Regions from separate parts of the Homo sapiens genome. Here region 1 is linked to region 2. The links are chromatin loops, found by intact Hi-C in ENCODE. Cell type or tissue: HepG2. All regions are shown on one strand. Links, peaks and the distances in the headings refer to the core of each region. The heading gives the core; the rest is flanking DNA.

What was found. A loop is a pair of places that touch in the nucleus more often than their neighbours do. Peaks named below come from ENCODE experiments on the same cell type or tissue, not always from the same donor. Only the 100,000 strongest peaks of a DNase experiment are listed, where the experiment ranks them.
Region 1: a loop joins it to region 2, with 3 times the contacts of the local background. A loop is called at or near these places in 9 of 110 quality-filtered maps.

What each region holds. Positions count from the first base shown.
Region 1 is chr12:45,382,710-45,392,942 of GRCh38, forward strand. ANO6 (anoctamin 6) reads left to right here. Exons shown (of 20, transcript NM_001025356.3): 11 at 5,452-5,594; 12 at 7,712-7,789. LOC105369743 (a long non-coding RNA gene) reads right to left here. Exons shown (of 7, transcript XR_944886.3): 7 at 7,983-8,059. Among named protein-coding and RNA genes, the nearest start is that of ANO6, 170 kb to the left of the region's middle. In HepG2, for the core only: a CTCF peak has its summit at 6,035 (motif pointing left); a DNase peak (open chromatin) is centred at 6,032.
Region 2 is chr12:45,275,810-45,286,042 of GRCh38, forward strand. The region is part of intron 1 of ANO6 (anoctamin 6); the gene reads left to right. Among named protein-coding and RNA genes, the nearest start is that of ANO6, 65 kb to the left of the region's middle. In HepG2, for the core only: no CTCF peak of the experiment used is centred there; DNase peaks (open chromatin) are centred at 4,532 and 8,442.

The DNA.
Region 1 (10,233 bases), core at 1,113-9,112, 110 kb after region 2:
AGTTATGGTTATACTATACTATAGTCTAGTGAGTGTGCATAGCATTTGTCAAAAAATGTACATACCTTAATTAAAAAATACTTTATTACTACAAATGCTGACAATCATCTGAGCCTTTAGAGAGTGTTAATCTTTTTGCTGTGAGAGGGTCTTGCCTCGATGTTGATGGCTGCTGACTGATTAGGTAGGAGGATGGTTGCTGAAGGTTTAGGTAGCTATGCAAATTTCTTAAAATAAGACAACAATGAAGTTTGCCACATCAGTGGACTCTTTTTTCACAAAAGAGTTCTCTAGCATGTGATACTGTGTGGTAGCATTTTACCCATAGTAGAACTTCTTTGAAAATTGGAGTCAATCCTCTCAAACCCTACTACAGCTTTATCTACTAAGTTTGTGTGATATTCTAAATCCTTTGTTGTCGTTTCAGTAATGACAGCATCTTCACCAGGAGTAGATTCCATCTCAAGAAACCACTTTCTTTGCAGATCCATAGAAAGCAACTTCTCATTCCTTCAAGTTTGATCATGAGACTACAGCAGTTCAGTCACATCTTCAGACTCCATTTCTAGTTCTTCTTGCTCTTTCTACCACATCTGCAGTGACTTCCTCCACTGAAGTCTTGAACTTCTCAAAGTCATCCATGAGGGTTAGAATCAACGTCTTCTAAACTTCTGTTAATGTTGACATCTTCACCTCCTCCCATGAATTATAAATGTCCTTAATGACATCTAGAATGGTGAATCTTTTCCAGAAGATTTCTGCTTATTTTGCCAACATCTAGCCAAATAATTACTATCTATGGCAGCTGTGGCCTTACTAAATGTATTTCTTAAATAATAAAATGTAAAAGGACTCCTTGATCTATGGGCTGCAGAACGGATGTTGTGTTCATAGCCATGAAAACAATATTAATCTCTGTACATCTCCATCAGAGTTCTTGGGTGAGTGGATGCATTGCCAATGAGCAGTAATTTTTTTAAAAGAGTAATTTTTTATGAACAATGGGCTTAAAATAATTCAACACACCATGTTATAAACAGATGTGCTTGTCATCTAGGCTCTATTGTTCCATTTAGATTACAGGCAGAGTAGATTTCACATAATTCTTAAAGGCCCTAGGGTTTTTGGAATGATCTAAGAGCGTTGGCTTCAACATGAAGTCACCAGCTGCATTAGCCCCTAACAAGAGAGTGAGCCTGTCCTTAGAAGTTCTGAAGCCAGGCGTTGACTTCTCTCTAGCTGTGAAAGTCCCAGATGACATCTTCTTCCAATGGGAGGCTATTTCATCTACCTTGAAAGTCTGTTGTGTGGCTACCTTCATCAATGATCTTAGCTAGATCTTCTGAATAACTTGCTGCCAGTTAGCACTTGCTACTTCACCTTGCACTTCTATGCTATGGAGATGATTTCTTTCCTTAAACCTCATGAACCAACCTCTGCTAGCTTCAAACTTTTCTTCTGCAGCTTCCTCACCTCTCTCAGCCTTCATAGAGTGGAAGGGGGTTCTGGCCTTGCTCTGAATTAGGCTTTGGTCTAAGGGAATATTGTGGCTGGTTTGGTCTTCTATCCAGATCATTAAAACTTTCTCCGTATCAGCAATAAGGTTGTTTCACTTTTTTGTCATTTGTGTGTTCACTGGAGTAGTACTTTTCATATCCTTCAAGAACTTTTCCTTTGCACTCACAGCTTGGCAAACTGGCACAAGAGGCCTAGCTTTCGATATGCCTTCCTCACTAAACTTAGTAATTTCTAGTTTTCATTTAAAGTGAGAGATGTGTGAGTCTTGCTTTCACTTGAACACCTTGAAGCCATTGTAGGGTTATTAATTGGCCTAATTTCACTACTGTTGCATCTCAAAGAATAGAGAGGCCAGAAGAGAGGCAGAGAGATGGGGAAGCAGCCAGTCAGTGGAATGGTCAGACCACACACATTTGTTAATTTTGCTGTCTTACATAGGTGGACTTCATGTTGCCCCAAAACAATTACAATAGTAACATCAAAGAAAGATCACTTATCACAGACCACTATAAAAGATACAATAATAATGAAAAATTTGAAATGTGAGAATTACTAAAATGTGACACAAAGTGGGTACATGTTGTTGGAAAAATGGCATTGATAGAGGCTCAACGTGGGGTTGCCACAAACAATCAATTTGTAAGAAGATAAAAACACTATCTGTAAAGCACGATAAATCAAGGTACATCTGTACAGGAGGTACTGAAGGCCCAAGTAGACTAGCATAGCAGGAAGTAAGGACAGTGGGTGGTTATGTGTAGAGGTGAGCAGTTGGAGTCAGCTGGGACCTCTGAGTGGATTATTCCCCAGGTGGTGGGGGTCCTCCAGTTTCTGGGTGGTTTCCTTCAGTTTGTTCATTCAGTGCATTCATTCGTTACATGCCTACTATGTCGTAGTGCTTCTGCTATGAACAAAACCAAATCCCTGCACATGTGAAGGTGACATTCCAGTGGGTATGATAGACAGTAGACCTAGAAGCAGATATAGGTTGGGATGCATGAGTGCTATGTATTAATATTTTGAAGGGCAGAAGAAGGGTTGACAAAGGGAATAAAATGGGCCCTTTCTGAGAGAATGCACATGACCGCTGGAATGATTGCATAATTACAGAGTGGGAGACAGAGCTGAGGGAGCTTCAGGGGTGGGGGCATATGCAATACTGGCAGTAGGATTCTTGGTAGATTAAAAAGTAGAGTCCTCTGTTGATGGAGATGTATGGGAGTTTATCAAGGGGATGCAGAACCTTGGGCTTTGGTAAGTGGGTGGTGTATGTTATGCTGCTTCATATGCAGCCTAGGGAGGGTTGGCTCATGGGTGGCTCATTCCTCCCAACAGGGTCTCTTTGGGGAGTATCTGCCACCTGAGACCAGCATGGCTCAGCTGGGCACCAAGACCAGCCAGTCACATGTCAGTCCACAAAAGGACATGGTGCCCTCTAGATTTCCATCCCATTGACAAAGAAGCCAATACTCACTTCATTTCCCCTTGGGCAGGTACAGAAGCACAAATGTCTGGGTTGTTTCTCAGTAGCCATCACCCTCTATATAAAACACTCAACAATTTGATCCTGATTCCAACATCCAGGTTATTTCTACTCTAACTTACTGGAAAAGTAGTAGTCAAAACAAACACTGCTAGGAAGTGAGTGCTTTTAAACATGTTCAGTTGTCTTTGCCATTGGGGAGTGTTGGATTCTTGCTCCTTACAGGTGCATCCCAAGACTGCCTCCTGCATTTCAGGCTGCCTGCTGCAGGGTCTGCAGGATTTCATTCTGGCTCTCTTCACTCTCTACTTCAGTGAGTCTCCACCCTGACTGCGTATTAAACCTTAAAAACAAAACAAAACAAAAACAAACAAAACAACTATGCTCAGGCCCCATTCCAGACCAAAAATCATAATTTATAATTTACAGGGTGGTACCTGGGCTCAGTATTTTGTAAAAGCTCCCTGGTCCTTCTTACCTGCAGCCAGGGTGTGATTACTACCCTGCATCTCATTTAATGGTCTTATTCTCTCATGGCCCCAATTGCCACTTAAAACAATGAAAATCCATCTCAATCCAGATCTTCCTCCTATGTTGTAGACTTTTACCTATCTACTGGACATTTCTTCTTGAGTAGTCCACATACATTGCATCTGATCATAACCAAACCAGGTGTCTCCTCTTGCACACTTGACCTTCTTAAGACACTTCCTATTTCCAAGGAATGCCACTAGAATTTAGGATATTGCCTAAGTCAGAAACCTGGCTAGCATCCTTCTGTCATACCTGCATCCATCTGTCATACCTGCATCCATCCGTCTGCCTTCTCAACGTCCCTCAAGGATCTTGCTGCATCATGTACCTGCCAGCAGGTCTCCCTGCCCCTAGTCTCACTCTAGACTACCTTCAAAGTCTCCTCCATCTGTACGTTAAACTCTCTAAACTCCTTTCAAAGCACAGAAAACCCTTTGTGATGTGCCCCTGCAGAGCTCTTACCTGGCTGCCCCACCTCCATCACACCTTTCACTTACTACCAGATTATTTGCAGTTTTGGGAAAGTACCTGGCCCTCTGGCCTCCGTGCCTTTGCATGCGCAGCTCCCTGGGGGTAGGTGGCCTTAGTGTTCCACCCACCACCACCTTCACCTGATCAGCTCTGAGGCATCTCAGGACTCATCACTGTGGTCCCCTCCTCTGGGATGGCCTTCCCCGAAACACCCAGTTAAATGTTCTGGTTCTGTGTGCCCAGAGCAACCTGTGCTTACCTTTATCATAGCCCTCTTAATAATCAACTATACCTGTCAGTTCAAGGACAGCATAATTCTCATATGCCTAGGAGCTCCTTGAAGCAGGGACTGTGTCTTGTTTTCTCTTTATTCCCAGCTGATAGTAGACACTCAAAGAATGTTTGTAAATAGAAGAGTGGTGATTACAGAATTTTTTTATAGGAAGGACTTAGGGTTCGCAGTCTGATTAGAAGAAGGGCATGGGGTATTTACCCTGAAACTGCATTTTTTCAATTAACATTTAATGTTTTTATTTACTATTTAAAGTTAAAAATTCTGAAAAATGATTCCTAAAAAATTATTTTAGTCATACATTATATAAGATTGAGAAAAATACTAGTTTTCCGTATGAATGAATATTAATTTATTTGGGACATCCTAAAGTATTCCTCTTCCCCTGTAGGCCCTTAGGAAGGAAAGGAGAGTACAAGAATGAGGGCACGGGGAAAAGCAGATGAAGGATGGATCATGAGCTCCTTTGGAACTGTGATCATTATTTGTGTTTTAGTTGGCAATAAGGTGCTGGAACATATGCTTCAGTGTCAGACATACTCACATGTCTTCTGACCATCACATTGCCTTTCCCAGCATCTATAGTCTATTTCATAATGTTGTAAATTACCAACATTTTTCTTTAAAATCATGTTTTTCCCTTTTAAATAGTAGTATCTCCTATAATTTAGATTTGATTTGCCATATACAAAAGTATTATGGATGATATGGTTTGGCTCTGTGTCCCCACCCAAATCTCATGTCGAATTATAATCCCCATGTGTCAGGGGAGGGGCCTGGTGGGAGGTGATTGGATCATGGGGTTGGATTTCCCCCATCCTGTTCTCATGATAGTGAGTGAGTTCTCATGAGATCTGATGGTTTAAAGCTGTGGCACTTTCCTCCGTGCTCTCTCTCTCCTATTGCCATGTAAGACGTGTTTTGCTTTCCCTTCACCTTACACCATGATTTTAAGTTTCCTGAGGCCTCCCCAGCCATGCAGAACTGTGAGTCAATTAAACCTCTTTCCTTTATGAATTACCCAGTCCAGGTAGTTCTTTATAGCAGTGTGAAAACAGGCCAGTACAATGGATAATTAATATTATTCAGTACAGATTTCTGAAACATCAGTCATCATTGAAAATCCACACAAGCTCTTCTGTCTCTCTGTTAGTTACCTTGTTTTTGGAGTTTTGGAAGCGACGCCAGGCAGAACTTGAGTATGAATGGGATACTGTTGAGTTACAGCAGGAAGAACAAGCCCGACCAGAATACGAAGCACGATGTACTCACGTAGTGATAAATGAGATTACTCAGGTAAGCAGGGTCGTATTTAGGTGCAGTTTAATCTACTTACTGCTGTGGTTCTCCTCCTTGGCCGCACATTAGAATCACTTGGGGGAGCTTAAAAAATATTGATACCTGAGTTCCATCACTACATACTCTGGTACTTAGTAACCTGGGGGTATTCTGAGCACAGGGGTTTTTTTTAAAGCTCCTTTGGTAATTCTGATGTGCAGCCAAAGTGAAGAAGCACTGCTTAGAACAGTAGACACAGGAGATAAATGGGGCCCCTTCTTTCATAAAAACAGTAAAAATACAAAAAAATAATTTTTACTGTGACATAGTGATATAAGGAAAGAGGCACTGGTTTTTATAGTTGATTCTCAATTTTTCACGTATACTTTCATTATTCCAGCCCCTTATTCATCCTAGACCAGCTGCCCCTTTATCTTGCAGTAAGCCTCAGTCACTGCTCCACCTTCTGGTTGGGATGTGCAGAAAATAGTGTGGCCTTTATCCTAAAGTTGGAGAAAGGATGGAGGAAGAAGGAAAGTATTTTTTGAGGTCCAACTCTGTTCAGGTACTGTGCTAGGTATTTTATGTCATTGGAAAGGTAGATTTGCTGCTGCTACCACTACTCCAAAGATAAAAAACTATATTCTGTCTGTATAAATATTCCAAAGTCCCTGAAAGATGATTTTTAAATCATCTGCATTCTTGCTTCTTTCCATCAACACAGAAAACTTTGAGCTGATTGTACTTGCAGTCATCAGCATAAGAACAGTAGGTTCTGAATACGAATAGCTCTTGGAAAGAAAATGCTTTTACCAAGAATGTCTGAAAGTGTTCCCAACTATAGGTTTTATAAATTGAATCACAGATTTACAAAATGTTGGCACTAAAAGGAACCAGAGGGAACAGTTCAACCTCTTCCTTTTACAAATGGGAAAAAACGAGGTTCAATTACCAGTAGAAAGTGACATTTGTCTTTCGCAATGTAAAAGCTTCAAATAATCCCCATTATGAATAGTTCCTGCTGTTTACTAGAGAGGACAGGGTCAAAGCATATGTTGTTGAAAGATTGTATATTCAGAAATGAAAGCCAAAACTTAAACAAAATTAGATGTTTATGAAGTAGTTTGAGCACTAAAAAATCTTATAATACCAGCAACATGGGAAAAATACTGAAGAAAAGACAATTTGGTCATTTAAACCTGCCAATTTTATAGTTAAAATTGCCAGCTTATAAGTTAAATTTCCCTTGAAGTGTTACTTGTTAAAACATTGCAAGTGAAGGTTCCTTTTTCTTTATGGTTATTCCTCGTTTCACTTTCATTGCCCACATACCCTCCCTTTGTTTAGAGAGGCCTATAGTGTGATGGTGAAGTCTCTGATGCCAGAGTTCATGTCTGACCACAGCAACTTACTAGTTGGGTGATCTTGGACCAATTAGTTAACTTCCCGGTGCCTCAGTGACCTCATCTATAAAATGGGAATAATACAGTTGTTTCCTCATGATCGCAGCTAAGGATTGAGTTAATGTATAGAAGCTACTTAGAATAGTGCCTGGCACAGAGTTAAATACTCTTAAGTATTTGCAGCTGTTATTAGGCTGCTCTTACAATACAGGTAAATCATGTAGAGGGTTGATTTCTACTCTTAAGAATTTAAATATATTTTTATGAACTATAAAATGGAAATCCTCTAAAAATTTATTCAAAGTTAATATATAAAGCCCAACCAAGAAACACATAGTGGATACCTAGTATTTGCAGACATCTAGGAAACTTTTTGTCCTGCCTGTGCTCTGCGCTATCATCACAGCGATTTCTAAAACCTAAGACAAGCCCAGAAGTATAGCTTTGCAGCTTGGCACCATCAGACACCCAGATTCCTGAGCTCGGGTCGTGGCCGATAAACAGTTTATTCATGCTTGCATTTTCCAAAAACTTATTAAAATGAACACTGCACATGTTTTGTGATGTGTGACTTTGAAATTGTTAACAAAAAAGTGCAATTATGAGTAAGGAGACTATGCTTGCAAACTAATTTTTTAAAATTAATTCTAAGATTTATTGGCGAGTCAGGAGAAAAATAATTTTATTACAGTAATCCCTTGATTGACTAAACTTTTTTGTTTTTGTAATTAGGAAGAAGAACGCATTCCCTTTACTGCCTGGGGAAAATGTATACGGATAACCCTCTGTGCCAGTGCTGTCTTTTTCTGGGTAATTCTATCACAAAAATGTTTTGAATGATTAAAAATGTTTTTATTATGTAACAGATTTTTTTAATATCTAATTTTAAATGTTGAGGAAACTAAATGCTGAGCCTGGAAACTATATGGTCTCAGAGAGACAGACAGATATTTCCAGATAACTATTTTAGCCACCACATAGAGCAACTCCCAAGGTTCGAGATACCTTATCTGTTCACAGAGGTTCTTCTAGTTCTTTTCACCTCATCTGTTAAATCAGTGATTCAGGATTTTCCAGTTTCTGGTGAAGACCAAATGGAAGGCATTAAGAATTCTAAAATTTTCCAACAGCAACAATCAAAATAAAATGTTGGCCAGGGGCGGTGGCTCATGCCTATAATCCAAGCACCTTGGGAGGCCAAGGTGGGTGGATCACCTGAGGTCAGGAGTCAAGACCAGCCTGGCCAACATGATGAAACCCCGTCACTACTGAAAATACAAAAATTAGCCAGGCAAGGTGTCACACACCTGTAGTCCCAGCTACTCGGGAGGCTGAGGCACGAGAGTCACTTGAACCCAGGAGACGGAGGTTGCAGTGAGTGAAAATCACACCACTGCACTCGACTGGGTAACAGAGCAAGACTCCATCTCAAAAAAAAAATAAATAAAATGTCTAGGAATACCCTTAACAAAAAGATAATAGGAACTATCAAAGAAAACATAAAAACTCTTGAAAGTTGTAAAGGATCTGAATGAATGATAATTAAATGAATGATTCTAGATAGAAACACATTTTCTGTAAAATATCAGTACTTACTAAGTTAGTTTTAGGCTTATTGATGGAATCATATTAGTGATGTAATAATTTAGTGTGAGTTTTAATGGCTCAAGAAGAGCCAGATTCAAGAATAGCACATGAAGCCTAGAAATAGCCCCTGATAGCAATAAAAATGTAATATGTCAGAAAAGAGGCATTATAAATCCATCAGACAAGTGGAGATTATTCAATAAATAGTAATGGAATACTTGTTAGCTATTTGGGGGGACAATAAATGTTAAAGTCTTACTTTAAACCATATACTATAATAAATTTCAAAAACATTAAAAAAAAAATTAAAGGCCAGGCATGGTGGCTCACGCCTGTAATCCCAGCACTTTGGGAGGCCAAGGCAGCAGATCACCTGAGGTCAGGAGTTCGAGATCAGCCTGGCCAACATGGCGAAACCCTGTCTTTACTAAAAATACAAAAATTAGCCAGGTGTTCACCTGTGATCTCAGCTGCTTGGGAGACTGAGGCAGGCGAATTGCTTGAGTCTAGGAGGTGGAGGTTGCAGGGAGCCGAGACTGCACCACTGCACTCCAGCCTGGGTGACAGAGTGAGACTCTGTCTCAAAAAAAATGTTAAAAAGGAAGTTGCCAAGATGGCCAAATAGGAACAGCTCCCATCTGCTGCTCCCAGCGTGATCAACACAGAAGACGGGTAATTTCTGCATTTCCAACTGAGGTACCTGGTTCATCTCATTGGGATTGGTTGTACAGTGGGTGCTGCCCACAGAGGGCGAGCTGAAGCAGGGCAGGGCATCGCCTCACCCAGGAAGCACAAGGGGTCGGGCGATTTCCCTTTCCTAGCCAAGGGAAGCCGTGACAGACTATCTGGAAGAACGGGACACCCCCTGCCCAAATACTGCACTTTTCCCAAGGTCTTAGCAACCAGCAGACAAAGTGATTCTCTACCATGCCTGGCTCAGTGGGTCCCATGCCCAAGGAGCCTTCCTGACTGCTAGCGCAGCAGTCTGGGATCAATCTGCGAGGTGGCAGCCTAGCTAGGGGAGGGGCGTCCACCATTGCTGAGGCTTGAGTAGGTAAACAAAGCGGCCAGGAAGCTCAAACTGGGCAGAGCCCACCGCAGCTCAACAAGGCCTAATGCATCCAGACTCCACCTCTGTGGGCAGGGCATAGCTGAACAAAAGGCAGCAGAAACTTCTGCAGACTTAAATGTCCCTGTCTGACAGCTCTGAAGAGAGCAGTGGTTCTCCCAGCACAGCGTTTGAGCTCTGAGAACGGACAGACTGCCTCCTCAAATGGGTCCCTGACCCCCGTGTAGCCTAACTGGGAAACACCTACCACTGGGGGCCGACAGACACCTCATATAGGGTGCTACCTCTCTGGGACGAAGCTTCCAGAGGAAGGATCAGGCAGCAATATTTGCTGTTCTGCAGCCTCCGCTGGTGATACCCAGGCAAACAGGGTCTGGAGTGGAACTCCAACAGACCTGCAGCTGAGGGACCTGACTGTTAGAAGGAAAACAGACAGACAGAAAGGAATAGCATTAACATCAACAAAAAGGTCATCTACACCAAAACCCCATCTGTAGGTCACCAACATCAAAGACCAAAGGTAGATAAAACCACAAAGATGAGGAGAAACCAGCAGAAAAGCTGAAAATTATAAAAATCAGAGCATCTCTTCCCCTCC
Region 2 (10,233 bases), core at 1,417-9,416:
TTACTTGGCCTCCTGGGAATGTTGAGAATTCTTCATGCTATGGTTTAAGCCATACCTCTTCTGTCTACATGCTCATCTATTTCAGGGGCTTTAAATACCATTAATTTGCTGACTCTCCAAGGTGTATATCTCCAACACTGAGCTCTTCTGAGTTCTAGACGCCGTACCCTCCTCCCTCCTTGACAGCACTCCTGGATGGATGTCTCATGTTCAGGGAGGAACTCTTGATTTGCTTCCATGTCCCATCTACCCCATCCTGCCTCTGCGCTCTGTGTCTTCACCATCTCAGTAAATGGTACCACCATCCTTCCAATTTACAAAGTCAGAAACCTGTATATCATCCTTGGTTTCTCTTCTATTGTCCTTCCTCTCCCCCCAGTACTTCTACCTTCAAAATGATTTTGAGTATCTTCTCTGTCTCCACTACTATCATCTTAGGCCAGCTTCGTCACCTGGACTTCAACATTAGTCTAATGACTGGGTCTGTCGTTTCCACTCCTGCCACAGAAGTATGCTCTGTGATGGTGTGGTGCCATCCCATTGTTTACCTGTCAGTGTTTACCTCACTTGTTCCCCAGCCTCTCATGTCTTCACTGCCCTGCAGTCACACCGATCTTTGATCATATCTTTGAGCACACCAAGATACTTTCTGCTTCAGAACTATGGTCTTGTTTTTTCTTTTTCCTTGCATGCTCTTTTTTTTAGCCCTGCATAGCCAACTCCTCATACTTCATGTCTCAAATATCACCCCTCAGGGAGGCTCCTGTGACCCACCCTACCCGAAATACTTCCATCTCTTAATCTCTGCTATATCAACTTGTTTATTTCCTTCATATCTCCAAGCAGAGTCAGTTATTTTAAAAGTACTTATATTTAGTTTTTATTGTGGAATATAAGCTTCCTAAAAAGGGACATTTTCTGTTTTATCTTCTGCATCTAGCACGTGCCTGGCATATAGTAGGTGCCAGAACAGTGATTCTTACGTTTATATGTGTTCATGCCATGAGCTCCCCGCCTTTTTTAATTGGGGGAGAAATGAAAAGTTTTTATTTTAGTCAAAGTTTTACATAATTAGTTAGAATGTTTACATAACTCAAAAATTAAATAATGTTGCAGGTTTTGTTATGAAAACCAGCTGCATCACCTTTTCTGTTCGCTGTTCCCCAGAGGCCAGGATTTTTAACTGTAGCTGATTCTTTTAGTAATTACCTCTATATCTCTGGTTAACATAATTAAATTATAATTTATCTATTTTTCAGTTTTAGGCATTATCTATTGATGCAGAAGTATTTAGCTCTTTTTCACCTACTCCAGCCCCCTTCCCTTCTCTCACAAACTTTCCCAACCCCATTCCCTCAATTGTAATTGTGTTATAATTTTGGTAAGATCAGTATGCAGTGTTTACTTTATTATAACTATGTAATACTTTCCACAGATGAGCTATATAATATAGTTTGATTACTTTTCCTCTGGAGACTGTACAGCAGATACTGATATTATTAGTTTTTCATATAGTTATGAATAATTCAACCTCACACTTTTACCCAATTGTAAATCTCCTCTCAGTGTAATCAGCCATGCATGGAATCCTGTCAAATTCATCCTTTGGGGGAGATTCCTCCCACAGCCTTCTGATCTCCTCCACGCTGCCCAGGTTGGTCTTTAGACCTCAGCCGAGTGAGGGATTCCTTTTCACCACCATCCTGAGAACTTGTATTGGAGCCCTACATTTATGTCTTATTTTTTGTTGGTTTACTATTTTATTTTGATGGAGCATATTTCTCAGTGTCTTATGTAGAAAGGGTTAAAGGCAGGTAATTTTTTTTTAAACTTGCGGGTCTGACAATGCTTGTATTTTTCTCTGGCTTTCAGTTGACAGCTTGACTAAGTATATAATTCAAAGGTGGAAATTATCTGCTCTCAGAATTTTGAAGCCTTCTACTTTCAGGAGTTGCTCTTGAAAAGTTCCTGCCATTCTGACTTATGATCCTTTGTATGAAAAACTTTTCCGCTCTGGAATTTTGTGGATTTTTTTCTTTGAACGCAGTACTTAGAAATTCCATAATGATTAGTATGGTGGAAACTCAGGAGACCCTTTCACTATGGCAAGCCCCACCCAATTCATTTTTTTAAGTTAAAAAAATTATTATATGTATTTTTTAGAGATAGGGTCTTGCTCTGTTGCCCAGGCTGGAGTAGGTGGCACAATCATAGCTCATTCCACCCTCAAACTCCTAGCTCAAGCTATCCTCCCCGCTCAAACCACCCTCCACCTCGTAGCTAAGACTATATGCATGCACCACACCTGGCTAATTTTTAAATTTTTTTGTAGAGACAGGGTCTCTCTGTGTTGCCCAGGCTGGTCTGGAACTCTAGGCCTTAAGTGATCCTCCCCACCTTAGCCCCCAGAGTGCTGGGATTACAGGTGTGAGCCACCGTGCCCAACCCCCAACTCCATTTTTTAAAGGAAAAAAGTGTCCTTCAGTTTGTTTTCAGTCGTGGGAGAAAGGTGTTCTTTAATTCCTAATCCTTTTCAATTTGGGGAAATTTCTTTGACAGTTACTTGCCTTCCATTTTGTCTAATCCATGAATACGTCTGTTATTTGGATATTGGCTATCCTGAATTGGTTCTCCAATTTTCCATGTTTCCTATTTTTCACCTCTTTTTGCTTAACTTTATTGAACATTTCCTGAATTTTATCTTTCAAGCCTTCTGTATCATTTTAATTTCCAAAAGCTCTTTTTTTTATTCTTTGACTATTTCTCTCTTTCTCCCTCTCTCCCTTTGGTAACATCTTGTCCTTATTTCATGGATGCACTTTTCTCAATCTCTGATGATGCAAGAGTTTTTTGTTGTTTGTTTTAAGCGTCTTTTTCATGTGATTTCTCCCTCTTCACCAAGTTGCTTTGCTGTTTCTCTGTTAGATGCCCTCTCAGTGTCTGGGAAGTCTTGTCCCTTCTAATTTTTGAGTAGCTGTCTAGAAAGATGGCTGGAAGTTCTGTAGTAGTGGATGGCATTTGGCAATTATGCACTTCACTTTAGGGTGACCTGTTTGGCTGTTTGTTTAGGAAACTCTGTTAGTAATTTTAGGCCGTCCCTCCACCCACCCCTCCAAGTTAATCAGACCAAGAGAAAATACAGCTAGTCAGAAAGCTAAGTAGAAGTCTAGGAGTCTCAACATTCAGCAGTAATCTTTTGTGTAATCTGTCTTTTCAGTATGGGATCCCCATCCTCAACTGTGCCTAGTATCCTCTTGTCTGAAGAGCCTCTGTTCACTCTTTCCAGAGAATACCTTTCAAGTCTTTTCCTAGGTAGGGTGGGGTTGGGAGGCAACCACTTGTCTTTAAGCCTTGAGGAAGGGAATCTGGAGGTCCAACTCCTCAATAAACAGACTTACGACCATTCTCCTGCCCTACCTTCAGTCCCACTTCCAGAGGAGCCTGTGCTGCCAGCCTCTTGAGGGCTTATAATTTAAATGAAATTGCTTCGAGGCTTTCCTATTTTAGTATTTAGCTTTCTCCAATTGGCTAAGTAGTTGCACTTGCCTAACACAATGTCTCCCCAAATTGTGTTACTGTCTCTCCTCCTCTATTTTCTTTGTCTTTATTGGTTTATGTTCTGGTAGTACTTGAGGAGGGGGCAGAGCTAAATGCATATATTCAGTCTTCCATCTTTAAATAAAGTTTCACCGACATGAGTTTTTAATTGTTTACAAGGCATTTGATCACACTTCTGAAACAAATTTCTGTGTGACCTCTGAGTCCCCATTTCACCGTAATTCTTTTGTTACATTATGGGGCGAGTACGTGGAAAGCCCCTGGGTCAGTGTTTAGGACACTTGGGTTCCATTCCCACATTTGCTACAAACTCTTTAATCCTGGGCATCCTGCCTTGTCATTATTTCTGTTCCATAAGACTAAGGAATTAAAAATGATTTTAAGATCTCTTTTTACGCATAGATTTATTTCCAAGAAGTTGAGATAATTGTATGTAACTGAACACCGGAATAGGAAACAGAGTTGTGGCAGCCAGTTGAAGAAATGTGAAGTTAAGTTTCTCCTTGTATTTTTTAGTCAGTCTCAGTAATTCTGACATTTTCAAAGTCAGGTAAAATTGCAACCCACATTTCATGAACAAGAGCTGTTAAAAGGTTAAAAATTGTGGATTTTTTTTCCTCTGGGCTATTTTCAGCTGATAACAGTTCAGCTCCAAAGCACACTTGGATTCATGTTCTCAATAGCCAGATAAAATGTTAGTTTTGAACAGAAGAACAGGAAAGATAATAGAGGTCTATTTTTTCCCCTTTTGCCCTCTGGCAAGGATGGCCATCCTGGGAGCACCCATCAGGAAATGTGTCCTTCCCATCAAAGCCATGTTTGAAAAGATAATACGCCCATCTCTGTATATTTTTTTTCTCTTTTCTAAGTTGCTGCTTCTCAGCTGGATGGAAAGACAAAGTGGACATGGCATGTCACCGTGACTTTGAGTGACGAGTTTGATCAGTAACCCAGTGTGCTCAGCTGTGGTCAGTACAATGACTGAGGAGAAAATGTGGTTGTGAGATCAGTGACCCTGTGGCCTACAGACCAAAGGGCAGTGCTTCACAAATTGCCATGTACATGGGACCCAACCCCTCACCAATTACTAGCACAGAATCTCCATCAGGCAAGGTGTAGGAATCATTTTGCATAGTTCTCCTGGTTATTGTTACACATTTGATTCTTGCACTGATTCTGGGAAAACATTGCCTTGGGACAGGAAGCCAAAAAGAAAATTGGAGTCTTGAATATTTACAGAGCTCAGAAGAAAAACCCAGCAGAATGGAAACTGATCCTGGCACACCGAGTCAGCAGATGCTCTCCTATCAATCACAGAAACTGTTTCAAACTCTCACTGTCTTCCTCTATTCCACACCCTCTTGGCCTCTCAGTAGATCATTTTCTTAAATCAGAAAGGAAAGGAAACCTGCAGGGGCTACTGCCTCAACTTCTTTTATCTCCCTTCCTCCAAAAATGCATATACATTGTGTGCATGTAAATTGTATCATATATGTGTTTTTATATATATATAGAGAGAGAGAGAGAGAATATATGTATATTTTATATATAATGCATATATAAATGCATGTTTACATTCATCTTTGCTTCTCCCATCTGTCATCTTTCTGATAAATGTTAATGCCTTCACCTATGCCTCTCTCCATCAGTGATCCTCCTGTGTTTTTCTTTCACTGTTTTCCATCAACGTGTGTATGTGTATATGTGTGTGTGTGAATAGGTAATATGAATACAAGTTTCATCTTATAAAACAAGGCACAAAAAATGAACAAAAATATATCTTCCTCAACCCTACCTTATTTATTCATTTAGTAAATATGTATTAGGGTCAACTGTGTACAAAGATTCTGGCTAACTACTGAGGTTCTACAGCAAACTAAATAGGTACAGCTTCTGTCCTCATGATGCTTGTAGTCTCTTTTTAACCAGCCTTCTTTAAAAATCATTGGTCTTATTTTTTCCCATGTTATTCCATTCTTGTGTTGCTGTAAAGGAATACCTGTGACTGGGTAATTTATAAAGAAAATAAGTTTATTTTGGCTCACAGTTCTGCAGGCTATACAGGAAGTGCACTGTTGGCATCTGCTTCTAGGAGGGCCTCAGGGAGCTTACAATCATGGCGGAAGGCGAAGGGGAGGCAGCATGTCCCATAGCGAGAGCAGGAGCAAGAGAGAGAGGAGAATACCATACTCTTTTAAAACAGCCAGATCTCATGTGAACTGAGCAAGAACTCATAAGCATGGGGATGGTGCTCAGCCATTCATGAGACATCTACCCCCATGGTCCATTACCTCCCACTAGATGCTGCATCCAACATTCGGGATTACATTTCAACAGGAGATTTGAAGGAGACAAACAGCCAAACCATATCATTCCCCATTACAGAAATAACATCTGTTTGTTATCTTAAATTTGAAAGTGGTTTCCTAATGGGAAGCTATTAAAGTATTTAAAGCAGAAAAGTACTGGGTCAGAATTTTATTTTCAAAGATTGCTTTGGCTACTGAAAAGATAAGTGATTAAAAGGGGATGAAAGTTGCTGGCAGGTGGGCGGGCGGTCAGGAGGTTGGTGCAATAGTCCCAATAACAGATGCAAGGGGCTTGGCAGGATGAGATGAAGAGAGGAAGACAGTCAAGAACTCTTCAGCACCATAGGAGAGTGAATGTTTGGCTGTGGGGGATGCGGAAGGGAGGCTAGTCAAGGATGACAACCAGGTTTCTGGCTTGACCAGCCAAATAAGGGGGGTTACCATTTATGCAGACAAGAAATATTGAAGAACAGCTTTGAGTGTGTTTGTGGTTGAGAGGGAAGCATAAGTCCTGTGTGTTAATACTGAGTCTGAGATGCCTGGGACATTTCCAAGTCAAGATGTTGCATAGGCAGTTGGATATGTGAATCTGTGGCTCAGAAGAGATGGCTGAAATAGAGCAATGCATTTGGAACCTTTAGTCTACCTGTGTTAACAGTTGCCAGCAGACAAAGAGGAGCAGGGCTTGGATGGAGCCCTGAATATTTTCAGAAGTCAAGGCGCAGTCAAGGAGGAGGCACCAATGGAGGAAATCAGAGAAATGGAAGACCCTCTAAGAGAATGAAACCAAGAGGAGAGAGTCTTCAAAAGAAGTCGTGGCCAGCCGTGTCAAAGCTCATTGAGATGTCAAGTAAGGCAAAAATGTAAAATGGGCATTAGGTTTAGCAGCATGCAAGTCACTATGGACCTTAGAGCCGGCTGGTGACTGATGGGGGCTGAGTCCATGGTAGAGGAGTGCCAGCGTACTTTGACCTTATCAGTAGTAGTAAGGACTATGTTATAATGCAATAGGTGCAGTGGAAAGGCTGATTAAAGTTGTTTTAACTTTTTTGATAACCTTTTATCTTTATTGTTTTATTCTGATTACAAAGCAATATATTTTACAATGAGTCATTGTAAAAGTTCTAAACATTAGAAAGTATAACTGAGAATCATCTCCATAATTGCATTCTCTCATATATAGCCACTGTTAATAGTTTGAGGTGTATCCTTCAAGACTTTTCTGTACATGTGCTATTGCTCGCTCTCTCATACACACTTACATTACAAAAATTGGCTTTATTGCTATGTCGTTGGCCAGAGTTTGTGTTTTTGTTCTGTATATTATAGACATGTTACTCCCTAAAGTAGAAGCATACTATTCTATTGTGCTGTAGTGTTGTCTGGATATTTTAGTTTTACTTAGAAATTTTGGTGTCTCTCATAATGTTACACTCAACATCTTAACGTACTTATGCATATTTATATTTTTCCAAATGTGTACAGGAATTAAGTAGAATTTGTGAGGTCGAAGTATATGCACATTTAACATTTGATAGTGATACATTTCCTAAGGAGAGGCTTTTTACTTTTTTAAGATGGAATAAATCTGAGCATGAAAAATGTTGACAAAGGTGAAAATGAAGCGTAGGTTGAAGTCACAGTAAAAAGTGCTGAAGTCACAAGAAGTCCTGTGGGAATGGGAGTCATGGCATAGGAGGAGGCTTTGGGCTATGATCAGAAGGGATATGCCACCTCTCCCATGAGGAGGAGTGGGTAGATGGGACAGGATGGGGAAAGGCAAAGTCCTCAGTTACTGCTGTATTTCCAGAGCTTGCCCAGTGCTTACGTTTAGCAAGAGTGCCACAAACATTTATTGGTTGAAGGAATAAATATAATTTGGTTGATTCAGTTATATAATTTAATGTTTCCATGTAATAGCATCTATTTTTTCTACTCTGTCTACATAATGGGAGCTAAGATTTCCTGCTGAAACTGGTGAAGGAAGAGTTAGATTTAAAAGGCCCTTCTTACTTAGTGAACCCAGTAGGTAAAGTCAGACAGGACTCGTAGTCTAAGCATTTCTCATCTTCCTTTCCTATGAGCCTGCAGGGCCTGTTGATTCTAATACCTTAATGTCACCGGAATCCATGTATTTCTGTTTATCCCCACTACCACCATCACTGTTATTCCAGCCTGGGTTTTCCTATCACAACAACCTCTTAGATTGTCTCTCACTTCCTCTTATGCATCCATAAGGACATGGTTTAGGGGTGTCAAGGCCAAAGGAAAACTTCCCCTTTGCTTTCTGAAGGTTTGCTGAAAATCACTGACAAGAGGCAGATTAATAGGATAAAAGGCATACAAATTTATTTGATCATAGTTTTAGATGATATGGAAACCTTCAGAATGAAGACCCAAAGATACAGGGGAAATTGTCCATTTTTATGCTTAGATTCAAGAAAGTATAGACAGCCATGTAGAAACACAATTGGAAAAAAGGGTCTGATCTAATGCGAATAGACAGAATGGGGAAACCCAGCAAGGCCTGTGTGTCCAGACGCTTCTTGACCTCTCTAAGCAGCATTCCTTCTTTCTGGGTAAGACTCTCTGGAATGTGGATTTTAACCTACAGTCAAACAGTGTAGATCAGATAAGTACTTTATGGCCAGAATCTTATGGCCAGAATTTCTTTATCTCCACCTTTCTGTATAATTTTGTAAAAAATCCCTCAAAAGGAATTCTGGCTTCTAAACTCATCTTCTAGTTTCTGTGGCCAGCCTCAGGGGAGAAGGGGATTGAGAGATACGCGGGCAGGAGAAGGTCAGAGAAAAACTTTTGCTTCTAAGGCTGCTGCTAAGGCCTTTATTTTAAAAGGGGTGTTGTTTGCTGATGCCCACCAGGGGCTACCTCGTCCAACTCCCAGCCAGGCTGCTTTAGGAGTCTCTTCTTGGGCTCCCCCAGCCATTTGCAGGCATCTGTTCTCCCCAGATGGTCACTGGTATGTTTTATTTACCTAAAGCCTTCACACGTAAAATACCTTAGTGACTGTTGTCGTGTATCTAAGACCTACTGTAATGCTTAGCTCATCCTGCATGCCAAGTAAATGATAGTTATTATGTGTGAAAGTCTGATGCCTGTATAAATTTGGCGCATAAAAGGAAAGGACAAGGACAAAAGCAGGCCTCAGATGAAACCACAAAGGACCAGTAATTTAAGACATTTAATCCTGGAACAAGCCTCAGGATTATTACTCCCTAGGGAGGGGCAATCTGAGTTATATGTCATTTCTGTTATTTCTGTAATTAACATGTTAAGTGCATATTTAAGAAATTTTAAGTAGCTTGAATCTCTAAGATGATTTAGCTGTAGTCAGATAATCTGTTTATTTTGTAAGATCTCAACTAAAGAACTAAATTGTGATATTTTCTGGAGTAAAAATACTTAAATTTCCTTAGCTATGCCTGGCCACCTGGAGAATATAATCACATGATTGAAGTCCAGGTTGGGATTCTAGAAGAAATGGCCTTCACAGACCTATTAAATAAAGAGCTTCCCAATTTGAAGGCAGTGTTCCTGCCTGCCATCCATCACCATGCCCCACCCCATCTACTGAGGAGAGTAGTAGGAAGTAGTTACCAACTAGCACCTGAATATAATTTTAAGTTACAGAATCAACTATCAAAGTATAATGAAAGAAGAGACACGAGGAGTTGATTATTTGTGGAGAAAACAGCATAGATTCAAGCCCCTTATAAAAGTTACATATTCAGAGTTGAGAAATGCTGCAGTAAAAAGGCTACCGAGGCCGGGGGCGGTGGCTCACGCCTGTAATCCCAGCACTTTGGGAGGCTGAGGCAGGCGAATCACAGGTCAGGAGATCACCAACATGGTGAAACCTTGTCTCTACTAAAATACAAAAAATTAGCCAGGCGTTGTGCTACGCACCTGTAGTCCCAGCTACTCAGGAGGCTGAGGCAGGAGAATCGCTTGAACCCGGGAGGCAGAGGTTGCAGTGAGCCGAGATCGCGCCACTGCACTCCAGCCTAGCAACAGAACAAGACTCCGTCTCAAAAAAAAAAAAAAGAAAAAGAAAAAAAAAGGCTCCCAAGTAATTGTGTGGAGCACCTGCATCAATGGGATGGTCTGGAGAGGAGGTCATTGTGAGTGTTGTAGGCTGAAAGAGATCAGCACCCTGTGGCACAGGGCCAGGTGCTTCTTTCTGAGACTCCTCCTCCCCACTGGAGGTCTGAGTTTCCCTCAGATAGCTGCCTTATTCAGAGCACTTGGTGAAGTCCTTAGTTAAGATAGCCATTGCGGTTGCTACCCCTTCAGCAGTAAGAGAATGGCTGGGGCCTGATCTGGATATCCTGCTTCTGAAAAATTA